Linked DNA regions of Homo sapiens: region 1 is linked to region 2. A link is a loop called in an ENCODE intact Hi-C map of the cell type or tissue named here. Cell type or tissue: PC-3. All regions are shown on one strand. Links, peaks and the distances in the headings refer to the core of each region. The heading gives the core; the rest is flanking DNA. Region 1 overlaps RAD18 (RAD18 E3 ubiquitin protein ligase). Region 2 overlaps SRGAP3 (SLIT-ROBO Rho GTPase activating protein 3).

Evidence for each region. Hi-C counts contacts between places; a loop is a spot of excess contacts. Peaks named below come from ENCODE experiments on the same cell type or tissue, not always from the same donor. Only the 100,000 strongest peaks of a DNase experiment are listed, where the experiment ranks them.
Region 1: it touches region 2 in a loop (14-fold over the local background); 3 of 110 quality-filtered maps call a loop at or near these places.

What each region holds. Positions count from the first base shown.
Region 1 is chr3:8,932,102-8,947,417 of GRCh38, forward strand. It overlaps RAD18 (RAD18 E3 ubiquitin protein ligase), which reads right to left. Exons shown (of 13, transcript NM_020165.4): 4 at 15,119-15,189; 5 at 9,366-9,703; 6 at 7,453-7,552; 7 at 3,770-3,954. Among named protein-coding and RNA genes, the nearest start is that of RAD18, 24 kb to the right of the region's middle. In PC-3, for the core only: a CTCF peak has its summit at 6,093 (motif pointing right); a DNase peak (open chromatin) is centred at 5,140; H3K4me3 peaks cover 1,266 bases; H3K27ac peaks cover 1,369 bases.
Region 2 is chr3:9,059,534-9,074,849 of GRCh38, forward strand. SRGAP3 (SLIT-ROBO Rho GTPase activating protein 3) reads right to left here. Exons shown (of 22, transcript NM_014850.4): 5 at 4,863-5,048; 6 at 698-826. Among named protein-coding and RNA genes, the nearest start is that of RAD18, 100 kb to the left of the region's middle. In PC-3, for the core only: a CTCF peak has its summit at 8,006 (motif pointing left); a DNase peak (open chromatin) is centred at 8,018.

The sequences.
Region 1 (15,316 bases), core at 2,883-10,882, 130 kb before region 2:
TGTTGACATGCAACACAATTGTATACATAAAAAATCATGAAATGATACACAAGAAGCATAAATCATAAAAAAAGTAAATTAAATTTCGTCAAAATTAAAACTCTCTGCTCTTCAAAGACATCATTAAGAAAATGACAAGGTAAGCCACATACAAAGATAAAATATTCACAACACATATATTTTAAAAATTCAGTATCCAGAATATATAAATAACTTACAAATCAATAAAAAGAGTTAAGGGGCAGAATATTTCAACCAAGCCTTTATCAAAGAAAATATACAAATAGCAAATAAAACTATCAAAAGACAGCAGACACCACTAGTCACAGGAAAATGCAAATTAAAACCATCATGAGATACCACTACTACACATTGACTAGAATGGCTAAAATTAAGAAGAATGAAAATACCAAGTGTTAGCAAGGGTGTGGCAAAAGTGGGACTCTCTCACAATGCAAAATGATTCAGTCATTTGAAAAACTGTATGGCAGGTTCTTATAGTTACATTTACCATATGACCAGCAATTCCACTCCACCCAAGAGAAATGAAAACATATGGTTACATAAAGACCTGTGAACCCATGTTCATAACAGCTTTACTGATAATAAAAAAACTGGACACAGTCCAGTTGTCCATCAACAGGTGAAGGGATATACAAATTGTGGCATGGCTATAAAGCAGAACACTGCTTGGCAATAAAAAATAAATGCACTGGCTGGGCACGGGGGCTCATGCCTGTAATCCCAGCATTTTGGGAGGCAGAGGCGGGCAGATCACAAGGTCAGGAATTCAAGACTAGCCTGGCCAATATGGTGAAACCCCATCTCTACTAAAAATACAAAAATTAGCCGGGCGTGCTGGCAGGCACCTGTAGTCCCAGCTACTCGGGAGGCTGAGGCAGGAGAATCGCTTCAACCTGGGAGACGGAGGTTACAGTGAGCCGAGATCGCGCCATTGCACTCCAGCCTGGCCGACAGAGAGAGACTCTGTCTCAAAAATAAATAAATAAATAAAATAAAATAAAAAATAAATGCACTACTGGTAAAAGCAACAACATGGAAAAATCTCAAAAGTATTATGCTAAGTGACAGATACCATATGTAAAATGCTACATACTATACAATTTGTGTAATTCCACTTATGTGACAGTCTAGAAAAGGTAAAATTATAGGGACAAAAAAAGAGATCAGTGTTTCCTGAGGTCTTAGAGTAAAAGAGAGGGAATATACAGCAAAGGGGCACTGGAACTTTTGCTGATGAAGGAAATGTTCTACATTTCAGTTAGAGCAATGGCTAAATGACAATATACATTTGCCTAAATTCATCTAACTATACACTTTCAAAGGATGTATTACATGTGAGTAAGTTATACATCAATAAAAAGGGCACATACAAAAAGCGACAAGCCATTGGATATAAGGAAACTATAGAAAAACCAGTTGTATTTTTGTGTACAAGCAACTAATAAAAATTGACATTTTAGAATAAAACATCGTGTACCACTGCATCAAAAATATCAGAGAATAACTCTTTAAAAAGATGTGTGAGACCTTCACACTGAAAATTGCAAAACATTACTGACAAAAATCAAAGACAAAAAAGGGGACAAACCATATTCATGAATTGGAAGACTCAAATACTATACAGATATCAACTATCTCAAAATTGATCTATAAATTCAATGTAATCCCAATTTAAAAACTTATATGGAAATACAAAAGGCCTAGAAAAAACAAGTCAACCTCAATAAACAAAACTGGAAGAACTATATTACCAGACAGCAAGACCTATTATAAATTACTCATAAAGTACTTAAGACACACATTATTTATCCTGCTCAACGGTAAATAATAGCCCAATGGAACAAAACAATGTCCAGGCCTACACATGTACAATTAGCTGATTCTCAGCCAAGACTTCTGGCAATTCAGTGGGAGAAGGGATGGCATTTCAATGAGTGGTGCTGCATCAATTGGTTATTCATATGGAAAGAAAACAAGACAATCTTGTCCTCTACCTCACAACATATGCTAAAATCAATTCCAGATAAACCGTACATCAAAATTTAGGAGCAAGAACAATAAAGTTTTAAAAGAAAACAAGAGAAGATCCACATGATCTTGAAGTAGGCTAAGGCAAAGCACTGATCAAAAGGAAAAATGTAATGAATTGGACTATTTTAGGAACTTCTACTCTTCAATGATGCCATTAAGAGAGTGAAAAGGTGAAATTAGAAATGTACATACATCCAGCAAAAGATTTTTATCCAGGAAATTTCAATTACTCCCACAAATAAGAATAAAAATAGGCCCACAGAACAGAAGAATTGGACATAGATTTAAACAGGTATTTCACTACAGAGGACATCCAGATGGCCAACAAGCATATAAAATTTATAAGTCATTAAGGAAATGCAAATTAAAATAACAAGGTACTACCATGGACCCACTAGAATGGCTAAAATGGAGAGTTAACAGTGGTGATGTTGTCAAGGGTGCAGAACAACTGACACCCTCACACCCTCCTGATGAAAGTGTACATGACTACTGAATTTGGGGCTGTATCCATGAAAGCTGAATATCTGCAAATATATAACACCAATTCCATTCCTGTATATATATATCCAACAGCAACATGCACCTATGTGCACCACAAGATATATAAAAGATTATTTGTAGCAGCATTATTAATAGAGGAAAAGTGGGAACAAAATGAAATGTTTATTAAACACTGAATGGATAAGATGATACGTTTATACAATGGAATACCATATAGCAACAAAAATGAAAAAAACATGACCATATAAAAAAACATGAATGAATCTTATAATGTTGCACAAATGAGGGCAGGCACAAAAGAATACATAAGCTATTGGCCCTTTATTTAAAGATCAAACATAGGCAAAATGAACATATGGGGTTAGAAGTCAAGACAGTGGTCAAATGTGAGAATGAAGGAGTGAATGGGAGGGGGCAGATAGGGCTTTTGGGACGCTGGTAGTGATCTCAGTACTGGCTACAATGACATTTCACTTTATGAAATTTAGTTTGTGATAATTCACCAAACAATACACTTATAATTTGTGTGTTTTAATGTTTGCATGTTATTCTCCAAGTTTTTAAAAATTAGGCAATTCTATATGTTAATAGAAAGAACTCCAATGTATGTGTGTGGTTTAATGAAAAGAACCAACCACTAAATAGTGCACTACACAGAATACTATCATTTTGTAAAAACAGTAATGAAAAGGATATATGTTTGTGTACAATAATCATAATGGCAACATTTACTGAAAGCTAACTACTTGCTAAGGTACTGTGTTAGGCACTTTTCATGCCTTTTATCATTTATTTCACTCAACATTATGAAGTGGGTAGTTATTATAACCCTTATTTTATGAAGGAGAAAACTGAGGTACAGAGATATCAAGTAACGTGCCCACAGTCACCAAGCCACAAAGCTGAAAAACGGGCACTGTAACCCAGGCTCTCCAGATCCACTCTTCCCCACCACATTCTCCCTAGATAGGCACATGAGAAACTGGCAATGGGGTGCCTCTGAGAAGGGATCTGGGGATTGGAAGGCAGGCTGAGAGGAAGGCTGGCTTATCATAGCATACTCTAGGTACCTTTTGAAGGAACACATTTGCACGTCTTATCTATCAAAAATGTATTTATTTACAATATTTTTCTATGGTTTATAATTTCTGAGCTACACAAAATTGCTTTATCCAGAAAGTAAGCATAACTCACTGTTTTATTACTTTACCTGATTTAGGATGCAAAGCATCGCATTGGGCATTGTACATGTGTACAAATTCTTGGTGCCTTTTAATGAGCTGTTGTTTATTTCCTTGAATAGATAATCCATGCTCTTTTAGCTTTTTCTTTAAATCACGATCAGAGAGCAAATTATATACAGTTTTGGGCAGCGGCTTCCTTTTGTGAACAGAACTGAAAAGGGGGGAAGATACCTGATGATTATTGTGAATTATCAAATGCTTTTCATGTAAAATGGCAAATAAATTCTGATTCAACACCTGGGTGACCGGGAAAATAGTAGAACCATTAGATTAAAAAGGGGAGAGAAAAATCAAGTTTGTGGATAAAGTTGAGTGTCTGACATGATGTATCTGAGGTGCTGGTAAGACATTCAGACACAGGGGCCTAGGTGGCACCAGAAGTGAGAGACTTGGGTCTCAAAAAGAGGTCAGACCTAAAGAGGCACACTTAGAAGACATATATGTAACGCTTGTGGAATATGCTGTGAGGACTTCACTTAGAATCACACTTACATAGACCTATTCAATTTTCCACCTCTTTAAAGCATGCTAGAAATTCTAGTGGGCTAAAATTCAAGCTACATAAAAGTACCAATGACTTAAGCAATTCCATAAACAGGAACTTCTTAGTGAGTTTTAATTCATTTCACCTGATTATAGCAGGTTCTCTACCTGGCTCAGCTTTATGGCAATTAGATGCTTAACAAAAATGTGCTCAAGGAGGTCATTACACTTGCTATCATTTCAAAATAAGAATAGCAAAGATTCAGGTGAAAATTAACAGAAACTTGAAATAATAGGTTTATCCAAAAAACAAGTTTTTACAAAGGATTTGCATATAACTAGCTCACACAAGGCTGTCCCAAACGTTAGTGTACCTAAGAAGCACCTAAAGAGTTTATTTAAAACGCAGATTCTCCATCCCCTTCTCCACACCATCCACCAATTAGGGTTCAGGTCTGAAGTGGAGCTCTAAAATCTCTATTTTCAACAAGGTTCTCCAGAGTAAATCTGATATAAACGGTCCAATAATCAAACAGAGAAATATTACAGTCAGGTATAGACTGAAAACAATCAAAAATTTCTCTATTAACCAACAGAGCCATTCCCCAAATAAATTATGTCTTTTATGCTGTATTAACAAAGTCTAAAAGCCAGAAATAACTAATTAACTGTGAAAAGACCTGCAAACTCTCAATAGATTATATTTTTCTGAAAATTGCTCTTCTTACAATGACAACCCATCTGACTCTACAAGGTTGATAAAATTATGGCAAAATGAAATCTCAGTAGGTAGCAACAGCTGAATCATTTTGTGTTTACAGAAGCACACAGGGAGAGATGATTCATTACGTCTGTATCTAAAATATTTGTTTTATCAAGGACAGATGATTAAACTGTGACTGTGAAATTCCAGTGAAGAACTGTACTGTTCACTGGCATTTACAATAAAAAGCACCACCAGAGATCAACAATTTCTATCAGGAATTTTAAAACATGAAACCTGATAAATGTTTCCCCAAACACGAAAATGACATTGATTTTTCTTCCATGATTTAGTGGAACTGAGTAATACATTTAAGGGGCCTCAGAATCTGAGGCAGTTCTGACATGGTTTTATATAGAAGGGTTAAGGGCTGCCACTCACATTCAGCAGATGGCCTGTCAGAATATTGTGGAGGAGACAGGAAAACTCACAGGGCCTTTTCTCTATGACCTGACTCCGTGGCCAAGATACAACTAAAGAAGAACATGGCCCAGTGTTGTCTTCAGAATCTCCACAAACACCAGTTTTGTAAGATGGAAGTGATGAGAACAGAAAGGCTTGGCGGTCAAATAAATTTAGGATTACTAAATTAAACAAAACCTAACAGTAACCCTTAATGTAGGACTTCTCAAAGCCTTTAACACACTAAGAGGGGGATCCAGGAGGTAGTGCTTATAAGTTCACTACAGAGCACTGGCAGGACTATAGTGTTCTTTGAAGCAGGAATTTAAACCACTATTAGAACTTAATTACACATGGACGAGTATGTCTTCAAACAAACTGACAGCATCAGAAATGATGTATCAGAAATGTATTCGAACTGATGGATGGATCTAGAAAAAGGGGAGTCCATGCAAGATAATCAGTGCAGATTCCTTACTCTTCCAAAAGAATATACTCAGCTTCTATATTCCCAACTCATGCATTTCTAAAGAGAAAAGCAGTTCATCAAACTCTCGTGGCTTATGGGAAATAATCCTTAGGACTATTCATTTACTCCAAATCACCACTAAGCAACCTAAAAATCTAAATTTTATTCTCATTAACAAACTTACCCACTAGGTGGGAGTACTGTGCATGTAAAACTGCCCCAGGTTTGGACTCAAGTATGTCTACCTTAATAAAGCACCATTGTGTCTTATATGTTAGCTTTTGTAAGTTGTAACAGTATGAATCTGACCCTCAGAATCTGCATTCACTCCAAATTTACTCATAAAAATTAAGTGATGTATTTTCTTTAATCACAAAAAATAATACTATGGCTCTGTCTTATTAACATGGTTTTTGGAAAATACTCTTCAAAGTCCTTCAAAACAGACTGAACATAGAAGCAAATCATTCTTTCATCCCCACTTCTCAGATACCATTAATTTCTTCAGCTTCCCTCCTCTTCTTTTCCAAATCTCTCTGAATTATCACCTATTATCTTGCCCTTGCCTCCTGTTTCAGAAGGGTCCTTTCTGCATGTCAAGGATAACCTCATTACTGGGCTCTTGTGCTCCTCACTTTCTTCCATTTATCCTCTGCTCTCTCCCTGGAAATAGTGGAAGGAAAGAGACTGAAGGCTTAAACTCCTATTTTTAAAAAGAACAACCCTTGATCTTTATGCCACTCACTGCTTCTCCAAACTACCATCTCATCTTTCTCCCTTCATCACCAGACTCATCTAAATTGTGTCTTCTGCTTATTATCCACTGATTCCGTAATGCCTTGCAATTTAAGTTTGACTAGTATTTCATTCCTGAACAACTTATATGTGTAACAATAGTGGACTAGCATGAGAAATTACAGTTATTTTCATGTACAAGGGAGGTAGAACAGCACAGTTGTTTAGATGTAAATACTGAGCTGACAATTTATTAGCTACAATACCTGGAGGATGGGGGGGTGGTGTGGGGTATGACATTACATTTCATATATGCATTTTTGTACCTTTTTATATCATATATATTTATATAATTTCCTAGTCAAAATTTTTTGAAAAATTCAATTTTAAATTTTAAAACTTCTGAGCATCCTAAAGATCAGAGAAAGGTTTTTTATATCTTATATTCAGAGTCTAACCTTGCTTTCTTTGGCCAAGAGGCTTTTTGGTAGTTTTTAAAATCTAAGAGAAAAAAACAAGTTTAAAAAGAATTGAATTTGAAGTCACTAATTTCTTATTAAGTCAAAATTTAGTAGCAGTTCAAATATTCAATATAGCTAATCATATTTGGCAAAGTGGGAGTTGAAGAAAGAACAGAGGAGAGGGATTGGAAGAAGTGGCCAACAGGAGTAAAGAAGAAAGCAAGTAAGAGCAGGAAATACGGTCACCAGGATAAAAGGAATACTGTAATTTTCCCCCAAGTAAGCACAAGAGGCACCCAGCTAAAGTAGCTCAATGGTTCTGCTCAACTTCCTTACCTTCTGAGGCTTTCCTTCTTCTCTTCGCGTGATAAACAGCTGTCTAAATGCTTATTAATGTGACTTTCTGGAATGTTAACCCCGCAAACAGGACAATCCACTGTATTTTTTAAAAAGAAAAAGAGAGACTTTATTAATTGTAGAAGGGGCAAAAGTATGTAAACTGGCATCTTTTCAGCAAGTAAAGTAAAAAAGAATCCCAACTTAACATGCACTTAGAAAAGCAGAAAAGAAAAAGAATGGCCCATCGGGACAACAGGAGTGGGACAGACTGGTTACTGGGTAATGGCTAAATTGTGGGAAGTCACAAAATTGAAGTCCTGGTCCCAGAGAAAGAGACTGCAAATAAGCTTGAAAGTTCATTTATTAAAAATGTTTCGGTTACATCTTTTCTACCAAGGTATGACCAAACTATAGAACTCATCTTAAATTTTCCCAACCCTTAGGAGCTATCCATGTTTAGCCCAGAAGCAATAGTAACGACTTAAGTAAGACACACCTGGCCCAAGGGCCGAGTGAAGGAAAGGTAGTTTAATAATTTATTGAGTTCAATTTTGTCAATGGTTACAAATTTGTTAATTTAGCTCTCACTGATGATTCCATATATAATGTTAAAATTAAGGAACACAGTCATTCTCAAACTATTTCATAAAGTTGCAGGGATCTGTGGGGGTATCTCGGGGCCTACAGACCACCATGGATAATAGGCAGAAGGAGGTCAGGTGGAACAGAACAATCTGTTTTATCTATTTTATACGTTATGGTTTATCGTAAAATTTCATTTGGGAAAAAAGGTTCCGCTAGGGGAAAAACAGTTAACCATCAAGCTAAAAAATACTACAATAAGAACTGTCAATTGGTAAAAAGACTAAGGATAGACATAGTAGAAAATATAAGTGAAATTTATATATCTTTAAAAGATGTAAACACGTTAAGTACTAATAAACTAATTTCAATCTAAGTTTAATACACACTCACATCTCTGCACTACGTGTGGTATGGGTATACCAAAGATGTCTAAGAGTTTCTGCCTAAAAGGTGCTCTAAACTTCACTGGAAAGAAGATACAGAAACAAAAAGTTAAACAAGCTGACATATTCATCAAACAGTTAAGCAAATGGGATACAAAACAGTCCAGAAAACAAGTGCTATAGCACTTTTGTGATGTGAGACAGTGTTTTCTAACATAACAAATGAATAGTGAGGATCTGGATAGAGTCTGGAAAGGTATAGAACAGGGGCCGGCAAACATTCTTAGTGAAGGGCCAGGTAGAATTTAGACTTTACGGATCCTATGGCCTCTGTCACAACCATGCAACTCTGCCACTGTAGAATGAAAGCAGTCACAGAGAATAGGGTGGGTATGTGAACTTTTATTTACAAAAACAGGTGGCAAGCCAGATTAGATCTGCCAGTTGTAGTTTGCCAATTCCTCAGTGTACTGGAGGAACAGTGGGGAGGCTAGAGCAGGACTTCTGAGACAGAGAGGTGAGCAATAAGGCGGGATGACTAGGTTAGGCCTCAAATTGTCACAGGCTTTATATGGCAGGCAGAACAGTGAGGAGGCATTCAAGTGGTGGTAAAATAAGATAAAAAGAGCTTTTCAAGATTAAATGGGAACTGATATGTTGAATGAGGGGAAGAAAGATTAAAAGCTGAAAACAGAAAGCTACTGCCATACTTGAAGGCTGAACTAATTAAAATTGTTTCCTTTTTGTAGCAGTCAGCCTGAATTCCTGTTTCTGAGAGAGAAAGAGAACAAACATATCTACAACAATGTCTGAGGTTTGTGATATGGTAAAATCTGGTTTGTCCTTTACCATTCCTTCCCCCTCAAAGATGCTGCCTATTTATTCTTATGTCATGTGGATGAAAAGATGTCCATATTTCCACATATGAAAATAACTTCCTACCTTTAGTAACTTGTTTCAAAGTGGATGTCGAGGGTGGCTCAGGACGCTTAGCCTCTGAGGGATCTGGAGCGATCTCTTCTACAGAACGTGTCTCTTTGGTCTTTGCAGCAGGGCTCGCCTCTTTTTGAGGGCTGAATTTGCTTTTATTTTCTTTTATCAACAACTCTGATGTAGAACCACTCATTTCTCTGATCAAGAAATTATCCATTAACCTGCTCCCCTGCTTTAAAGACTGTCTGGAGGCTACAGGAGTATATACTTTGACAGCAAGATTCTTTGAAGAGGAAGAAGCAGGAGATTTGGCTGGTGACTCTAAAGCAAACTGCAGCAGATGATTCCTTGAAGCACAAAGAACACAACAGACAATTAAGAGATCCAATTTTACATCATAAATTAACTGACATAAGCTGTTTTCCCAATTAACCTTGTTTTCTGAAATACAGGACCTATACTATAATGACAACCAAACCAAAGTTTCTTCTAGTATAACTCAAAGCAATAAATCTAACGTAAAAGGCAGTTAATGTGTCAATAAAACAAAATGAAAGGAAATCAGCTTTAGGCCACAGAGAACAGCTTATATGAGACCTAATCTCCAACCATAAGTAACTTTAAAATCCGAACAAAATATACTGATATAGTCTGGATGTCGTCTCCACCAAATCTCACACTGAAATGTGATTCCCAGTGTTGGAGGTGGGACCTGGTGGAAGGTGACTGGATCATGAGGGCGAATTTCTCATGAATGGTTTAGCACCATTCCCTTAGTGCTGTCCTTGTAACAGTGAGTGAGTTCTCATGAGATCTGTTTTAAAAGGGTGTGGCACCTCCCACTCTGTCTCTCTTGCTCCCACTCTCACCACATGACATGCTGCCCGTCTTTTGTTTTCCACTGTGACTGTAAGCAGCCCAAGACCTCACTAGAAGCCGAGCAGATGGCTTGTACAGCTGCAGAACCATGAGCCAATTAAACCTCTTTTCTTTGTAAATTACCCAGCCTCAAGTTTACTTTATAGCAATGTAAGAATGGCCTAACTTGCATAAAAAACAACTCTTTGTAGGCACTGGACTGAAATCAACACAAGGCTGCAATCCCTGAAAAAGAAGAAAACATGAAGTAGTCCAACATTTCCCCCAAGACTTACTTTACCCTGGGAGCATTTTCTAGGAATGGGTACTAAAGTGAAGTCTAAACAGGAAACATTGATCTTACTTGTTAGAGAAAATAAGAGATCAGAGTTCTGAACAAAACTGGCCAGGATTGAGGGGTCAGAGTGCTTTGACACGTGGTAGCTACTGAAAGGGAACCCCACCAGTCTGCTTAGAAATTCACATCCATTCCTGCTCATTTCCAGGGCTGCACATGATTAGACAAAAACACAGGAGACCCACTAGGAAGCTGATACTGGTAAATTAAAATCCCAAACGTCAGTGCTGGAAAGTTAGTTGTTCGCATTGGAGCCCAGCCAAAGCTGAGAAATCTTGGTAAGATCATGGACATTCAAGTGACACCCCACAAAGACCACACCTTAGAAAAATGGACCACACTGAAGAAATATAAACAAAGCTCAAACAGACCTAACCTAAGAAAACATTATACCAGGCCTTGACAGAACAAAGATGAAGAGCTGATAATTTAACTGCCTCTTAGAACAAAATGTGACATCTTTCAAAAGAAGACAATTCACAGCTTCTACAACGTTTCAACCACAATGTTCAGCACATATTTTAAAATTATTGAACATGCAAAGAAGCAAGAAAAAGTAGCCACTAATCAAGAGATAAAATATTCAATAGAAGCAGACCCAGAGGTAATCCAAAGAATAGCATCTCTAGGTAAGGACTTCAAACTATGATAAACATGTTAAAGAAAAAAAAAGAAAAGGGATAAAAAGATAGTGTATTATGAGAAATAAAATCCATAAAAAAGAATAAAATGAACATTCTACAACTGCAAAATACCATATCTAAATTGGATGAGTATAACAACACACAATACAAACTTGAAGGCAGGTCAATAGAAAATATCCAAACCAAGCACAGAGAGAAAAATGAATGAAAAAGACAAACACAAAAAAGTATGAGATATTGGGCATAATTAAAAGCCCAGAAGGAACAGAAAGAAAGAATGGGAAATCAGCAATACTAGAAAAACCAATGGCTGAGAATTTTCAAATCTGATAGAAAAAAAAAATCAACCCATAGATTCCACCACTACCGAATTTACATGAAACGCAACAACAGAAAAATAACTAGAAAATCTCCAAATGTTAAGAAATAAAGCACCACACTTCTAAATAACCCCGCATGTCAAATCACAATGAAAACTAGAAAAATATTCTAAACTGAACGATAGCATGAAGGGTTGCCAAAACTGTCCCTGGAGGGAAAATTATTGAAAATAGAAAAAGTAAAAACCACCACTCTAAGCTTCCAACTTAAAAGGTTAGGAAATGAACAGCAAACTAAACCCAAAGAAGAGAGAAACTAATAACAGATACTAGTGAAATAGAAGAGATAACAAGAGAAAACAAGCAAAGCCAAACATTGGTTCTTTGAAAAAATTAACAAAACTGTTAATCCCTACTAAGACTGAACAAGAAATAAATGAGAGAAAATACAAATTACCAAAACAAAGAATTAAAAGAAGACCTCGTTACAAATCCTATAAAGAAGATAATTAGAGGATATTATGAACACTTTAAAACAACAAATTTTAAATTTTAGATAAAATGGACAAATTCTTTGAAAAGCACTATTCATCAAAACTGACAAAGAAACAGAAAACCTGAAGAGCCCTTATTATCTGTTAAAGAAACAGAAGCTATAATTTAAAACTTTTCCACAAAGAAAACTCCAAGCCCAGATGGCTTCACTGGTAAATTCTACCACATATTTAAGGAAGCTTTGTTTATTTCTTCAGTGTGGACATGGTGGCACATACCCATAGTCCTAGCTAATTGGGAGGCAGAGGCAGGAGGATCCCTTGAGCCCAAGAGTTCGAGGTTACAGTGAACCATGATCATGCCACTGCACTGCAGTCTGGGCAACAGAGCAAGAAGAAGAGAGGAAAGGGAGGAAGGGAAGGAAAGGGAGGGAGGAATAGACGGGGGAGGGAGGAATAGAGAGGGGAAGGAGAAAGGAGGAGGGAGGGAGAAAGGAAAGGAGGGAGGAAGAAAGGAAAGCAGAGAGGGAGGGAGGGAGGGAGGAAGGAAGGAAGGAAGGAAAAGTCTTGTCCATCTGTTAACTATACAATAACCTTACCTCTTCAGAATGGGGCTAAGAATCAAGAGTCAAAATAGGCCTTTGGGTAGACATGGGCAGCCATTAAATCTATGCAATCAATTCCATGGACTTCTGTAACTAAAGTCCTGCAATGCTTGTTCTGATCAGAAACATGTAAACAGCAGTCTAGAACCATTTGGCTAAACAATAAACTGTAGTCGGCCCTTCCCATCCACCAGCTCTGCATCTGTGGATTCAACTAATCACAGAGCAAAAATGTTCAAAAAATAATAAAAGTAACAATACAACAATGAAAAATAATATAAATTTTAAAAACACAGTATGACAACGATTTATATAGCATTGTATTAGGACTATAAGTAACCTAGAGGTGATTTAAAGTATAAGGGAGGATGTGCATATGCAAATACTATGCCATTTTATGTCAGGGACTTCAGCATCCACAGATTTTGGTATTCTCAGGGGTCCTGGGACCAATCCCCTTTACTGAGAGACAACTGTACTAAATTTGATCGTTTTTAGAATGCAAACCAATAAAGAAATGTGTAATTCTATTGAAAGAAATCTGTTTATATTTTTAAAAGCAACATAAGGTACCTCATAGAATGTTCCAACATGCTTTGTTCAACAAGAGACCAAATACACAGTGGTGGTTTCATTAGACGATAATGGAGCTGAAAAATTCCCATTGCTAAGTGACATCTTGATAATCCTAACCCTGTGTGGGCCTAGGCTAATGTGTGTGTTTCCATCTTCTTTTTTTTTTTTTTTTTTTTTTGAGACGGAGTCTTACTCTGTCGCCAGGCTGGAGTGCAGTGGCGTGATCTCGGCTCACTGCAACCTCCAACTCCCTGGTTCAAGCGATTCTCCTGCCTCAGCCTCCCAAGTAGCTGGGATTACAGGTGTGTGCCACCATGCCCAGCTAATTTTTGTATTTTTAGTAGAGACAGGGTTTCACCATGTTGGCCAGGATGGTCTCGATCTCCTGACCTCGTGATCCACCCACCTCGGCCTCCGAAAGTGCTGGGATTACAGGCGTCAGCCACCAAGCCCGGCCTCCATCTTCATTTTTAAGAAAAAGTTTAAAAAGGAAAAAATAATAACAATTTTTAAAAACAGAAAAAACCTCACAGAATAAGGATATAAAGAAAGATGCTTATACAGCTATACGATGTGTTTGTGTTTTAAGCTAAGTGTTATTACAAAAGAGTCAAAAAGTTAAAAAAATATAAAAGTTTACAAAGTGTAAAAGTTACAGTAAGGTTAATTATTGAAGAAACTTTTTTATAAATTTAGTGTGTAGTCTAAGTGTACAGTGTTTATAAAGTCTACAGTAGTGTATGGTAAGGGCCTTAGGCCTTCACATTCACTTATCACTCACTCATTGACTCATCAAGAGTAACTTTCAGTCCTGAAAGCTCCATTCATAGTAAATGCCCTATAAAGATGTACCATTTTTTATCTTTTATACCATATTTTCCCTGTACTTTTTCTATGTTTAGATACACTAATAGGTACCATTGTGTTGCAACTGCCTACCGTATTAGCTATAGTAACATGCTGTACAGGTTTTGTTACCAAGGAGCAATAGGCCCTGCCATATAGAATAGGAGTGTAGTAGGCTATACCATGTTGGTTTGTGTAAGTACACCGTATGATGTTCACACAGCAACCAAATTGCCTAATGACACATTTCTCAGAACACATCCCTGTTAAGCAACACATGATTACACTTAACTACAGGGGCACCTGACCACTATCTAAACCAGTACGTCCTTCATAAAAATTCTTGTTTGACTTGCATGATTAAAACTAAAAGTAATCCAAGATATTGAAACATGCCTTTTCATATCCCTTTGGGTGACCAAACTCACTTTCACACATTCATGCATTTGACAGGAAGTAAAGTTGCATATCTGAGCTTTATAAAGTACAAGCAATTACATATTTCAAATGCCATACCATTTAATACATGCTGAATAAATCCGATTAAGAATTAACAGATTAATATATAGCAGACAGAATCAATTATAGATATGTGTATATACATGAGTTAGTACATACATATATATAACATACATATATTACTTAGCTCTGTCCATTGAGAGGGCCTAGAAGCAATGACACCCCAGTAGCAACAAGCATACCCAGCACCAGATCCTGGTCTCTAAATACTATTCTCCAAGAAGAGGAGCTCCTTGGAGAAATGGCTGATTCTAGGGCTTGGGCAGGAAAAGGAGTATCTTCAGAGCACCCAAAAGTAAGGAAGTCCTCAAATCTGCGTTTTAACTCTTAATTATTCTATACTACAGGAGAATTTCTGTTAAGTAAAGGAAGAAAATCTTACTCTAGTAAATTTTCCATGTGTGAATAATGACTGTTACTTCCCTTCTTTGACTATAAAATATGCAACCCTGCATTCCCTAATCCAAAGGTGCACAAAGTAAAGAGAGAACACATATAAAAGGCAAAAGTAGTTAGAGGTTAGTCACAAAATTAAATCATACCGTGCAAAATTCAAGCTTTTTACCAGTTCATCTAATATGCGGTTATTTTTCAGATCCGGCTCTGTGACAGTCTAGAAAAAACAAACAACAGATGGAAAAAGGTCAAAAACAATAATCAACTTGTCATAATCTTGTTTTTGAAAATGTCTGACCCATCCTCCTGAGGTTCTCCATCCCACTAAGTCTTCTAAGGCAGCC
Region 2 (15,316 bases), core at 4,059-12,058:
CCAGCTCCCCCATCGGTGCAGGAAGGAGGACATGAGAGAAACAGTCCTGGCTCCTACTTAGATGACACAGAAGCCCTCCCCAGCACCACCGCTCACAGTGTTCTTTCTCCCAGTCTGCTTGTCCCTGTGGCGTGTCCTGCACAGCGGGTACTCGGGAGTCAGTGTTCCGTTCTCCATTTGCTTAAGCTGCCCGATTTCTCCCGAGATAACTTCCCCACACAAAGCTGATCTGTATAATTAAGTCTGTCTCATTCGCTACTTTCTTTCGCATGTACACGTGTCTGGCTGAGTGGCCCTAGGGGCGCCAAACATTTTACTAATAACATCTCCTTTACCACACTGGGAAATCCCCCAAGGCATGAACTGTGTATGGTTCCCCCCTGAACCCCTCAAACCCAGCAAAGGACCTGGTGTCCAGGAGGGTACTTGGGAAGTTGCCATTGGATATACAACTGCCCAAGCCAACTGCACTGGGGCCACCAGAGGCCCATGTCCCACTCGTGAAAATAGACACCACGAGGTAACATTCATTTTCCACCTCCCCAAATCACTGCCCTTCCCCTCCAGCAGGGCTCAAAAGAGCTGTGGCTACCCGAGAATGTCAGGTAAAGACAAAGACCAGCCCCTCCTTCAGCCAGTGACATGTGCCAGCCCTGGTGTGGGCCCTGCTCAGTCCCAGACTCCCCAGGGAGCTCACATCGATCAGATCAGAGACATCATGGATGTAGTATTTGCTTATAGCTGCGTTGGTGGCTGCCAGATTGAGCAAGTAGTCATTCCGGGCCTTTGTGCATTTCAGCTTGTTCTCAGAGTACTTGGCCTGCCTCTGGAAGAAGAAAAGAGTAGATGTAAGAGCAAGCCATTTAAGAGGACGGGGTTTGTGATTTTCTATTCCTTTTTTTTTTTTTTTTGAGACAGGGTGTTGCTCTGTCACCCAGGTGAGAGTGCAGTGGTGTGATCATAGCTCACTTCAGCCTTAACTCCTGGACTCAAGCAATCCTCCCACCTCAGCCTCCCGAGTAGCTGGGACTATAGATGCATGCCATCACACCTGGCTAGTTTTTGTTTTTGTTTTTCAAGTTTTTTAGAGATGGTGGGGTCTCACTATGTTGCCCAGGCTGATCTGGAACTCCTGGCCTCAAGCCATCCTCCCACCTTAGCCTCCCAAGTGTTGGGATTATAGGCGTGAGCCACCATGCCCGGCCCAGTGGTTTTTTTTTTCTTTATAGTAGCTGCCTGCCACCCAAGCCCTGCACAGCCACACCTATGGAAGACCTCCATCTGCTAGATGAGTAAGGGCTGGACCTGGACTCAGGCAGCTCCCCTTACACCTGCACCTTGCACCTGCACAGCCGATGAGGACACTAGATGAGCAGCAGCCTCTGACGGTCCTTGCTAGGGTGGGGTGTAAATAAGATCCCTGGCCAGGAGCGTTGGCCTGTAATCCCAACACTTTGGGAGGCTGAGGCAGGCATATCACCTGAGGTTAGGAGAGCAAGACCAGCCTGGCCAACAGGGCAAAACCCCATCTCTACTAAAAATACAAAAATTAGCTGGGTGTGGTGGCATGCACCTATAGTCCCAGCTACTTGGAAGGCTGAGATGGGAGAATCATTTGAACCCAGGAGGCAGAGGTTGCAGTAAGCAGAGATTGCACCACTGCACTCCAGGTCTAGGTGACAGAGGGAGACTCCGTCTCAATCAATCAATCAATAAGACCCCTACCCAGCACCCTCCAGTGATGTCTCAAACTGCTGCTCGCACCTGAGAAGCCCTCCATGGCCTTGTCCCATCCACTTCTCAAGCTCCACCTTCCCCCAGGCTCCCCCTCATTTGCTCAGCCTCCTTGGTCCATCCTTTAAGAGGCAAAATTCATTCCTGTCTCAAGGCCCTCAAACTCATGGTTCCCTCAGCCTTGGCCCAAGGTCTCAAGGCCAGATTGGCTTTCGATGACAAGCTCATCTACCTCTCCCACTCCCTCTGCCCACCCCTGCCCGGCTCTTTTCTTAATAAGCACTTCCACCACCTGAAACTGTATTTTTTTCTACCCTTTTATTTACTTGTTGATTGTCAGTGATCTCCCATTAGAAAATAAGTGGGGTTAGGGACTTGATCTGCTTTGTTCATTGCTAGGTCTGGAGCGCCCAGAACTGTCCCTGCACAAGGTCATTTTCAGTCATTTTCAGTGACTGGAGGACAGGAGGGAGGGAGGATGACTGGATGGGAGAGGTGGGGTGGGGCAGCCAGAGCCGCCCATCTCAGCAGGGACCCAATTGCCCCCCAGGGAGCTGCTCCTGGCTAAGCCAGCCTGGGAATGGAGCAGGAAAGAGGAAGTGGGCTGGAGAGCTGTCCCCTGCTCCTTTCAGACTGATGAGTCCCATTGCTGTGTAAAAAGTCAGGTCTCTGTAAATAAATGGTTTTTCTCCTTTGCCTAGACATTCTTACACCTTCCTATTCCACAGTGAGTTCTCATCCTTTTAATTCTCTTCAGAGATCTCTAACTTTTCCCCAGGGTCCTGGCAGTTACATCCTACGCCAGCCATGCACCTGACCCCCCACAGAGAGTTTTGATATTCTTGGCCTATTTCCAGTGGACAACTATGACCATGACCCTGAGACCATTTTTTAGCCCTTCATAGACTCATAAAATGTTATACCTAGAAAGGATGTTAAAGGTATTTTCATTAAACTCATCTATTTTATAGATGAGGAAATGAGAACTGGAGAGAAGTGGCTTGCCCAAGAGCCAAGTAGCTAATCGAACCAAAAATACAACTCTGAACTAAAAATCGGCCTCTGGACTTCCAGTCAGCACTCACTCTACCTCTCTCCTTCTCCCTATGTTGTAGTCCTATCATTCCCTGCTTGGTTATTTTATTTTATTTTTATTTATTTTTACTGTATTCACAGAGTCACACAACCATCATCATTATCTAACTTTAGAATATTTTCATCACCCCAGAAAGAAATGCTGCACCCATTCACAGTCACTCCCCATTTTCCTCTTCTTTAGCCCCTGGAAACCAATCATCTATTTTCTATTTCCATAGATTTGTCTATGCTGGACATTTCATAAATGTAGTTGCACAATATGTGGTCTTCCGTGACTGACTTCTTTCATTTAGCATACTGTTTTCAAGGTTCATCCATGTTGCAGCATTTGTCAGTACTTCATTCCTTTTCATGGCTGAATAATATTCCATCACATGGATATACCACATTTTATTCAACCATCCATCAGCAGATGAACATCTGAGTCATTTCCATCTTTTGGCTATTAAGAATAATGCTGCTATTCATGTACAAGTCTTTGAATGGACATATGTTTTTATTTTTCTTGGGTGGATACCTAGGAATAAAATTGTTGAGTCACATGGTAACTTAGTCTATGTTTAACATTTAGACTGCTTTCCAAAGTGATAGAATCACTGTACATTCCCTTTAGTAGTGTGTGAAGATTCCAATTTATCCACATTCTCACCAATACTTCCTATAGTCTGCCTTTTTAATTCTAGCTATCCCTGTGGGTATGAAGTGATAGTTCACTGAGTTTGATTTGCATTTCTTTAATCACTAATAATAGAGACAATCTTTTTTTTTTTTTTTTTTTTTTTTTTGAGACAGGGTCTTACTCTGTTGCCCAGGCTGGAGTGCAGTGATGTGATCATGGCTCACTGCAGCCTTGACCTCCCTCAGGTAATCCTCCTACCTCAGCCTCCCAAGTGGCTGGGACTACAGGCACATGCCACCACACCTGCCTAATTTTTCTATTTTTTGTAGAGATAGGGTTCTGCCATGTTGCCCAACCTGGTCTCGAACTCCTGGGCTCAAACTATCTGACCACCTTGGCCTCCCAAAGTGTTAGGATTACAGGTGTGAACCACCATGCCTGGCCCAGACAATCTTTTCATGTACTTATTGGCCACTCATACATGTTTTTTTAAGAGCAACATCTATTCAAATTCTTTGCCTTTTTTTTTTCATAAATAGAGATGGAATTTTGCCATTTTACCCAGGCTGGTCTCGAACTCCTGGGCTCAAACGATCCTCCCGCCTTGGCCTCCCAAAGTGCTGATATTACAGGCATGAGCCACTGTGGCCAGCCCTACAGCACTGTTTTTAACTAAATCTGTTTCGAGTTTCACAATTCTCAGCCCAGTGCTCTGGGCAATTGATCAGAGTTGACATGAGAGATGAGACGAATTTGCCACTCCTATCAGATTTGAAAACTGCAGCTCAGAGAGGTGTTGTAAACGTGGCATTTTCAAAACCCAGCTCATTTGACTCCAAAGCTAGAATTCCTCCCACCACACCCTACTAAAGGACTTTTCCAGAATCAATACACAGGGATTCTAACTCTCTCATCTTTGAATTGGCAATGGCAATTTTGGAATGAGCCCTTCACCAGCTTTCCAGGTGCTGGTCCCTCTTGTTGAGACACATTCAGCAATCAGTTCCCACCTCACCCCCCGCCCCTACCCTTGGCCATCAAATTGGCCTCTGGAACAAGCCCCTGCTCCCGCTAATGCCTTGTGATTCCAGCTCATCTGAGAAGGTGCTTGCTGGGTGTGAATCTCGTCACAGTTCAGCTTTCTTGTGAGTTGAGCACCTCGTCTGCCTGCTGACCTTAGCACTAAGCCAGGCCTAACCAGTGTTAGCACGGGCATGCCTGGCTCCGCTTCCACTAGGACACCGATCTCCAAAAGAGGAGATGCTGGCTACATTGTCCCATCCCCCCTACCCACCACCACCCCACTGGGATGCAGGGGAATAAGGGGGAAGGCTAAGGCTGTCCGCCAAGACCATGGCCCTCCCCTTTGTGCCCTGTCCCCAATCGCTCCCAGCCCAGGGCCCCCACTCACCTTCTCCTTCATCTTCTCAATCTTCTTCACAGAGCTGCGGCGCTGGGGCCGGTCCTCGTGCCGGAGCAGGTTCATGCTGAGGTCTCCTGACTTATTGAACTGCTTCTCCTCCTGCTTCTCAGCCTCCTTCAGCTTGCTTTCCGCACTGATGCTCTCTGCATGGTACATGTGGTAGGTTTTCATGACCTGGGGGTGCACAAGTAGGGGAAATCAGCAGCCAGCTATGGCCCAGCACGGCCCTCCCTGTTACTCCTGGCTCCATACCAAGTTCTACACTCTAGCTGGCCACTGCCCTGGTCCCAAAACACACTCTGGGCACCTGCCTTCCTTTACTTTTGCACAGACTCTCTGAGGACTGGATATGATGATGATGGTCATTACCATCACCATCATCATCAACAACAACATCATTAAGCCCTAACTAAGAGCCAGGCATGGGCTAGTAAAGAGGAAATTAAAAAATAATAATAAATAAATAAATAAATAAATAAATAAGGAGGAAATTTAAAAGGGTAACCGTAGCTCCAAGCATCTGGGGACTGTCAGACGTGACAAGGCAAGCCTGGCCCTTGCTCAGCTGTCCTCTCTAGCCCTGCCAGTAGTGACTGTGGCATCCCTCCGTCTCCTCCCAGTGCCGCGGGGAAAGCCCCTCCTCCCACACCCATGGGAATTGAATGGGAAACATCCTTCTTACACACAAATCATTTTCTCAGCTGTTTCCTGAAGTACAATGGGCTGCAAATGGCTCTGTACCCAAAATGAGTAATATTAAGTAACCCAATAGATATTCTATGCTCTCTGGAATAAATTCATCCTTGCCTATAAAAACAATTCCTATAAAGCAAATTGCACTTTGCTACTCTACTTCCATAATAAAAAAAATGGATATTGTTATTACAGGGGAAATTTCTGAGCCAGAAGAAATTCTAGACATCATCTAATCCAACAACCTTCTAGTTTGACAAACAGGGAAACTGAGGCTCGGAGGTGCAAAGTATCAGTGCAGAGATGCCAGACTTTACATCCATGTATCCAGGACCACAAGCAAAATATAGAACTTCCACTGCACCAGAAAGATCCCTCATGGCCCTTTGCAGCCAATCCCTGACCCCACCCCAGCCCCAATCATAGATTTGCCTTCTGTCACTGTAGATTGGTTTTGTGTGTTCTAGAATCCAGTTCCATGGAATCATACAATATAAACTCCTTTGGATCAGCCCTCTTTTCATTCAGCATAACTTTTCTGAGATTCACTGATGGTGCCGTACATATCAGAACTTCTTTTTTATGGCTAAGTATTCCATTGTATGGCTATGCCACAATCTGTTTACTTAGTCATATGTCCACAGCTACTTGAGATGTTTATAGTTTTTAGCTATTTTTGAATAAGGCTGCTATGAATACTTATGTACATTTCTTTGTGTGGACATGTATTTTGATTTTTCTTAGGTAAATACCCAGGCGTGGGATGGAGGGTCATATGGTAAATATATATTTAATCATATTGGAAATCTGGCCTCTCACTTTTAATCCACCACTTTTTCTACCAGATCATCCTAGATTGTCTGTATCATTTTTTCATAAATAGAGACGGGGTTTTGCCATGTTGTCCAAGCTCGTCTCAAACTCCTGGGCTCAAGTGATCCTCCTGCCTCAGCCTCCCAAAGTGCTGGTATTATAGGTGTGAACCACCACACCCAGCCCTTAATGAATTTTTTTAATTCATTACCATTTTCTGAGCAGGCATACTTTTAGTAGCCTGAACACTGGCTGGGCTGCTCCATACCAACAGCATTTTTACTGGTCCCCAACCAGAAATGTACTTTTCTTCTGCAATGCCAAGTGTATGATCATCTTTCTATGCTAAGAAACAAAGAAACTTCTGGAATCCATGGCTCCTGGGCCTTGTTCATTCTCTTCTGTGGCTTGGATTACTGTAACAGCTAACAGAGCCAAGGCTTCCCCCAGGAATGAAACGTGCTCCTATCTAACCAAGCCCTGTAAGTCAGAGAACTCAGAATGAATTCCTGGCCAACCCTAAAATCTTATTCCTTGTCATTTGAAGTGCTGTGAAGTGCGTTTATTAGAATGAGGAATTCTGTGACTTTATTTTTTCTTTTTGAGACAGAGTTTCACTCTTGTTGCCCAGGCTGGAGTGCAGTAGCATGATCTTGGCTCACTGCAACCTCCACCTCCTGGGTTCAAGTGATTCTCCTGCCTCAGCCTCCTGAGTAGCTGAGATTACAGGCACCCGCCACAATGCCCGGCTAATGTTTATATTTTAGTAGAGATGGGGTTTCACCGTGTTGGTCAATCTGGTCTTGATCTCCTGACCTCAGGTGATCCTCCCGCCTTGACCTCCCAAAGTGTTAAGATTACAGGCGTGAGCCACCACGCCCAGGCTCTGTGACTTTTATCATTAAATCACAGCATTGATTCATTGTTCAGAAAGTTGCCTTTGCCACTGGCCAGGAGTCAATGTGGCAACATATATTGTAGATCATGGAAGGTAAGAATATGGACAAGTGTCTGGGCTGAATCCTGATGGTCCCACTCCTTAGCTGTGTGACCTTGGACAAGTCACACAACCTCTCTGACCTCTGCTTCCTCGTCTGTAAAAATGGGATAAAAATTTACTTCCTATGCTTGTTATGAGCACTAAATGAGTTAATTTCTGTAAAGTGCTGAGAACAATACCTTCCACATAGTAAGAGCCATGGAGGTATCTATCAGATGCTACCACCACCACCACCACCATCATCATCATTATTATCCCTGATTTGGGCTCAGGGTTTAAGAACCTGAAACATGCTCACTTGGAAATGCTTACAAGCTCTGGAGAACATTAACTAATGTGAAAAAAAATATATTTTTATGCCATGTTTCTCCCTTCTTCCTTCATCCTAAAAATCCCCCAAACTTGGAAAACAATACATGGATTTAAAATGCAGTCAACTTTTCTTCATGGGTCTTGGTGGAAAGACGGCTTCTCTGCGTTCCGTCCATTTTTGCTCATTTGCGATCTCCCTAAGACTCCAAAAAACCCCCTTCTTGCTGATTTCATCCTCTGTGTATGCCAGTTCCACCAAGATCACATCCAAATAACTCAATGGACCAGAATATGTGCCATATTGATGCGTTCTCGACATCTAGTGGCCAAAAGGGGTGACTGCAGACTTGCAGATAATCAAAGCAGGCGCCTATTTTGATGATCTTCATGCCTTGGTTAAAAGGACACTGGGGCCTGTCAGGGGAGGCGGCGGGAGGGAGAGCATCAGGATAAATAGCTAACGCATGTGGGGCTTAATGCCTAGGTGATGGGCCTATAGGTGCAGCAAACCACGATGGCACACGTTTACCTATGTAACAAACCTGCGTGTCCTGCACATGTATCCTGGAACTTAAAATAAAAATAAAATAAATGAGTCCATTGAGTTATTTGGATATGGTCTTGGTGGAACTGGCATACAGAGAGGATGAAATCAGCAAGAAGGGGGTTTCTAGGAGTTTTAGGGAGATTACAAATGAGCAAAAATGGATGGAATGTAAAGAAGAAATAAAATAAAATAGGTGTGGCTAAAGTGTGAGAACGCCTGCTGCGGCTGTCTCCAGGACCCCACCTTCCCCCTTCTCGACATGTCCCTCCACATCCACAGACAACCCTGGGTTCTTTGCCTCACCACCATATTGCTGGTGTTTTTCATGTCTGGATCCCATCCCCGTCTGCGTTCAATGATTCCTGCTACATCTCCTTTTTCTATTTTGGCTTCTGAGTCTGCTTGCCTCGCCACGAATCTGTCATCTGTGCTGGGTAGTTCAGGGGAAAAGAGAGCCTTTCTATTTACAGCTAGATCTTCCTGTCCAATCACCATGCATCCATCCACTCTCTCAAGGTCAACAGCCCAGCTGGGTGTTCTCAATTCCCACATATCCTTTGCCTAGTTTTCTTTTTTTATTTTCTCTCCCTTTACATCATTTTCTACTCTTCTTGAGCCACAGAGTACTCTTCCTGCCCTCCGACAGGCCAAACTTCCCAGACAGCCTCTAAACTTCATTCCAAAAATCCCATGCTTGGAGAAGACAACCCAAGTACCCTGGGGCCAAACTCCCTGTGATCTACTCGATTCCTGATTCCAAGAATAACAGTGAACTCCACTGCCGAGGGTGACTTATGACAGACAGCTGCCACCAAAGAGTTCACCTGGAAGTTTCTCCAAAATGACTCTATTTGTACCCAGAATCCTCTAGATGTTTCTTTTATTTAATTACCTGATACATGGGCTTCAGCATGAATGGTCCTTAGCTCAATAGACTAGAACAGTTAGCTCAATATTGCTAGTCCAGGATGCATTAAATAATATTTAACCTTATCTATTGCTTCAAAGTTTGCAAACCTCCTTCCAGGAGCCCTTCTAGTAAAGGAGCATTTCAATGAGTCCTTTCCCTAATCCTGGGAGGTAGTGTGATGACAGTAACAACAATGATAGCAGCTAGCATCTATTGAGCACTTACTACTTGCCAGGCCTTGCTTTATGCACTTTACCTATATTAACTCATTTATTTCTCAAAAAAACCCTATGAGATAGGCATCCTATGATCCCTGCTTTACAGATGAGAAAACCATGGCCCAGAATAGGTCAGTAAGTTTCTCTAGGTGAAAAGCTGGTAAGTGGAGTCAGGGTTCAAAGCCAAGGTGGCTGACCCCAGAGCCTGGGCCTACTGAACACATGGTTGTTTTGCTTTCCTTGTACCCCTTTCTCAACTGTAAAACAGGGGTGAAAGGCTCCTCCAGCCCACTGGAATTCGGGAGACTTGGTTTTGAGACTCAGCCCTCCCACTACTTGCTGGGTAGCTGTGGAGAGGTGTGTCCTCTCCGTGTCCGCCTGGTGAAGATCAGAAGGGGGTAGATGGGGAAAGTGCTGTCAACTGCAAATTATCAAGTGACCAACTGCCAGCAGCAGTGTGCCCAGGGCTGGGAAGGGGCAGAGGTGGATGCAGGAGCTCAGCTGAGGCCAAGTTCCTGAACTGGGGATGTCTGAAGGGCCCCTCAGAGGTACCCATCCACTTGATGCCAGGGAAGGGATTCACTTTCCAGCCCTCCAGACTCTATTCAGGGAGTCTAGGGAAGGACTTCGTAGGGATGTGTCAGTTAAGACCACTGTTCTTGGACCAAGTTCAGTTGCATGTGTTCTCAGAATAAAAGGTCCTCCATAAATCTTGGTGTCCTAGCCCCTCACTTGAGGAGATGGAGGCTCAAAAGTAGCAAGAGCGGGCTGGGCGCGGTGGCTCATGCCTGTAATCCCAGCCCTTTGGGAGGCCAAGGCGGGCAGATCACAAGATCAGGAGTTTGAGACCAGCCTGGCCAACATAGTGAAACCCTGTCTCTACTAAAAATACAAAAATCAGCCAGGCGTGGTGGTGGGCCCCTGTACTCCTAGCTACTCAGGAGGCTGAGGCAGGAGAATAGCTTGAACCCAGGAGGCAGAGGTTGCAGTGAGCCGAGATTGTGCCACTGCACTCCAGCCTGGGCGACAGAGCGAGACTCCATCTCAAAAAAAAAGAAAGAAAGAAAGAAAAGAAATAGCAAGAGTGCTGTCCAATGTCACACAAAAAGCCAGGCAGAGCTGGGACTGCAGGCCAGGTCTGTTTACCGCTAAGCATTGCCTCTTCTGGTCATCACACTGCCTTTTGCTTTGCACACATTGCCTTTTGCCTCTTCCCTGATCCTCAGATTCTGAAAACAGCAAAGTGTTATCTGTACCATCTTTCAGCCCCTCATTTAAATGCAAAAGAAGGCAAACAGAATCTGGAAGTTGACAGCATCCATAAAGGGACACCTGAAGCAGGATAAGGATCAGTTGTTAGAAAACAGCTTCTCAATGATGCAGTCCCTGTGTGCTTCCTCCACCCTGCAGACAGGGCTGTCCCTGGGCACAGTGGCTCACTGCTTCCAGCATTTGTGTATGGGTGAAACCCTAGGCCAGTGCATGACTGAGACCTCCTTGAAGGAAAAGAGAAGCAAAGTCCTGAGGCCAGGGTCTTGTTCGTGATAGTATTCTCTGTACCAGAGCAGAGCCTGGTACCCAGCAAGTATCAACACATATTTGCATGAATGAATGACTGGCTGGGCTGGCTGGATCAACAGATCAAAAGATCAGTGGATCAGTGAATATGGCTGAATGGATGGGTAGATGGATGGATGGACAGATGAACAGATGGGTGGGTGGGTGGATAAATGCAGGGATGGGTAGATAGATGGGAGAAAGGAAGAGAAGAAGGCAGGGAGAGAGGGTAAAATGAGGGAGGTACAGTTCTATTGCCTGTGTTCTGCTGAGCATACTTGGAAGTAGGGAGATTGCTGTACCATCAATCATTAAATATTTATTGAGCAGTTCATTATGTGCCAGGTACTATGCTAGGCAATACTACAGTGTGGAAGACATGCAGGTCGCCGCCCTCATAGGATCCAAACTGTAGTAGAGATACAGGCAATTACACAAGTGATGATCACATGGTGGGATAAGTACAATGATGAAGGACGTACTAGGCACCATAGGAAGGCTTCCCGGAGGAAGTGACATCTAAACTGAACACTGCAGGAAGAGTAGCTGTTAGCTGGGTGAGCAGGGCTTGGGATGGGGGTGGAGTGTCCCAGACAAAGGGAGCAGAGTGAGCATTAGCCCAGGGGAGCAGGAGGCAAACAGGACTGGGGAGCAGCTGAAAGGTGGAAGAACATCAGGTATGTCAGGTATGAACATCAGGAGCACCAGCCAATGGAACCACTTCCTCATTCTCCCCAAGGGACTCCTCCTCAGTGGACACCTGTTGTTTTTCTCTGCCCAGACTCATCCAGTCTTCTTTCTTTGGGAATAGCCCCCTAATTTTATTTTGAGGAAATCCCCCAAATTCCCCTCCACTATTCTCAGTACACGTGGTTCATGGGAGTTTGACATCACCCCACAATCCTGGGGTGGGCATGAGACCCTGGCCTGGCCAATCCGTAAACTTATGTTCATCTGGCCATAGGAAGCTCAGCTAGGCCAATTAGATGCTACCCTAGGGCTTCACTGGAAACACTGGGAAGGGAGTGTTTTCTTTCCACTGGAGGGTGGGGAGAGGCTAATGGGAGGAGAATTTGCAGTGCTAGGGACCATTTTTGTCACCACATGGGAGAAGCCTGCCAGATCATGAAGTCCACACAGAGGAAAACAAACCAGAAGTGGGAGAGAGACTGATTCTCAAAGGTGGATGGATGGATGGATGGATGGATGGATGGATGGATGGATGGATGGATGGATTGGAAAGAGTGGGGAAGGAAGGTAGGAAGAGAAGGAAGGAGGGAAAAGGGTAAAATGGGGGAGGCATAGTTCTACTGCCTCTGATCTAGTGAGTATATTGGCGGGGAGAACAGCTACACCTTCAATTATCAAATATTTATTTATGTGTCAGGTACTATACCAAATGCACTACAGTCAAAATACAGTATAGAAGACAGTTGGGGTCTCTGGCCTCACAGAGTACACGCCGTACTGGTGAGACAGACAAATCAGTGTGTGAGCCCCTGGATCCAGTTAGACCTGAGCTACATGTTCATGTGATTCAACAGAGTGTCATTTTTATCTAAGCCAGTTTGCACCAGATTCCAGTCCCTTGCCACTAAACAAATTGCAAAAGGCAGACTTCCTTCCCTTTCAGCCTCCCCAACTACCCATATCAGTCCTGATCCCAACCGGCCAGGCTCAGTGCAGTGACTCAGGAGCAGTGCTGACTGGGCGGAGGCTCCCTCCAGCATCCCGGGTGCTGCTTCCCACCGCGCTAAGTGCTGCTCCTTCTGCCCCTCTCTGCACCCAGGAACTGTCCACTGTCGATCAGATACCATCTCTTCTCTGGCACCTTCCTGATACTCAGTAGATTTCATCACCCCCTCTTCCATGTTCCCACACACTGTCATATCCCCACTAAGGCACCTGTCATAGTGTGCAGCCACATCTCGTGGTCTGGATATGCTGATGATCAATACATGTATTCTTAGTGAATGGGTGTCTGGGCAGGACAGCAGAAAGAGAAGGGAAGGTTACCTAGAGGGAAACCTCTTCCATTCTGCTTAGGACCAGTTCCGTCCCTGGATGACACTGTGCACACACCCTGGCTGGCAGGCTGTGACAGCCCCGCAGAGCTGCCCTGCCCTAAGTCTGAGCCAGGACCCTGGTCTCCCTTCCAGGGCACAGTGGCATGAAGATCAATGCCCGGCAGGAGCCTCAGTATTCCTCAAACTCCACACCTTCATCCCACAGACGGGGGAAACCGAGTGTCAGAGCCCCACTATCTGGCACTGGGTCAGTGTTGCCACTTGTGTTAGCAAGGTGACTTTCGGTGTCATGGGAAGGAAACACTGCCAAACTGGACACTAGTAACACAGCAACCGAGGTGACATAGGGCTGGAGGAAGAGTCAGGAGATATGCTTCTCTCTGTGTATCTTCTTGCATTGTTTACTGTACTGTTCTTCACCCCTTTCAGCTCTCTGAGGATCCTTTGATTACATCAGGAGGAAAAAACAGTCGTGCCCACACATCTTCAAAGCTTCTCGCCTGCTGCTCTGGCAGGCACAAGCTTGAATATACAACACTGCTTGATTTTCACTTAACTAACAGAACGCTTCTATTTATACCAAACTGTGTTTCATCTGCTAATGTGAAGTATCATTTCCTTCCACAATAAATGCAGGTTCGTAGTTTATTTTTTAACTTTAAATTTTAATTCTTTTTAAGACGGGGTCTTACTCTGTCCCCCAGGCTGGAGTGCAGTGGTGCAATCACAGCTCACTGCAGTCTTCACCTCCCAAGCTCAGGTAATCCTCCCACCTCAACCTCCCGGGTAGCTGCGACTATAGGTACCCGCTAACATGCCTTGCTAATTTTTTGTATTTTTTGTAGAGAGAGGGTTTTGCCACGTTGCCCAGGCTGGTCTTGAACTCCTAGGCTCAAGCGATCTGCCTGACTTGGCCTCCCAAAGTGCCGGGATTACAGGCGTGAGCCAAGCCCAGCCCAGATAAGTAGTTTCTATATAGTCATATAAATAGTTTAATGTATTTATATCACTAGTGTAGGGGAGCGCTTAAGCACTCGGAGTCTGGAGCAGGTTCTGCTGTTTCCCCTCTGGGCAACCCTGAGCTGGCCACCTGGGCTCTCTGTGCCTCAGATTTCTCATCCCTAAGACGGGCGTGGTCATAATGCCACCTACCTCAAAGGGTTACGATGAGGATGAAATGGATCGGTACATGTAAAGCATTTAGACCAGCCCCTGGCCTTCAACAAGCACTGTACATGATTGGAGGCTCTAGTTATTCTTGAGATGAAACAATCTCCAAAATATACCTATGAACGCAAAGCAAGATGCAGAATAGTAAGTACAGTTGTCACCACTTGCATAAAACAGGAATGTGTGGGATATGCCCAAACGTGTGTGCTGATTGATGGCTAAAAGGTCTCTGGAAGGAGACATGGCTAACTGGACACTAATAACCTAGTAACTGAGATTATACGGGGATGGAGAAAGAGTCAGGAGACATGCTTCTTCCTGGGTACCTTCTTTTATTGTTTAATTACTGTCTTATTTTTTTAACCAAGTGTATGTATCTTCTATTTCTAAATTTAAATATTAAACAATTTTTTTAAAGGAAAGTCATCCAGCTCAAGTATGGAGCCAGCATCACAGAGAGCAGGCCCGGAGAATGGGAAACGAAGGAGGAGGTGGCTGCACGTTTTCCAGCGAAACATTCTTAGGGCTCTGGCTGGCCCAGTGGAGATGGGGAATGGAGAAGAAAGATTCCAAACTATGTAGGAAAAATATTTATGCCTCATTCTTTCATAAAAGACACAATGACTCAGGACTCAGGTTTGCTAGGCACTGGGCTATACTCTATGACAATCACTCTCCCCAGAATAATCCAGACAAATGAACTGGCAGCAGCCCCATGTTCCAGGGAGGGACTGGGCTCAGGGAGTTTGTGTGGCAGGGCCTTCAAGTTAGGTCCAGCTGACTCTAAAACCTGTGCTCTTCCAGCACGCAGGGCTGCTTTCCACTAATTAACTAACACTGGGGGAACTTAAAAAGGGAGGGGAGGTCAACTTAAAGAAAAATATTCAGTAAATGACAGAGGGCCCAAAGATAGGATGAAGCTGTGGGGCTGTACCTGAATGTCATCCTAGAAAGACACGCAGTGAGCCCAGGGTGGAGCTGGGACCAGAACTCAGGCTCCTGGGCTCCCAGTCTCAGCTCTCTCCACCATCCCCATCTCTGAGGGAAGTCATGAGGAGGGAGACACCTTTGCCAAGATTTGCCTGTTGGCCCAGAGTTGATGTCACATCCCTGAGCCCATACACAATCAATCAAGGCTTGAACAAGTCAAAGGTAGAGTGATTCATGGCTCCAGTTAGGGTCTACCTGTGACCAG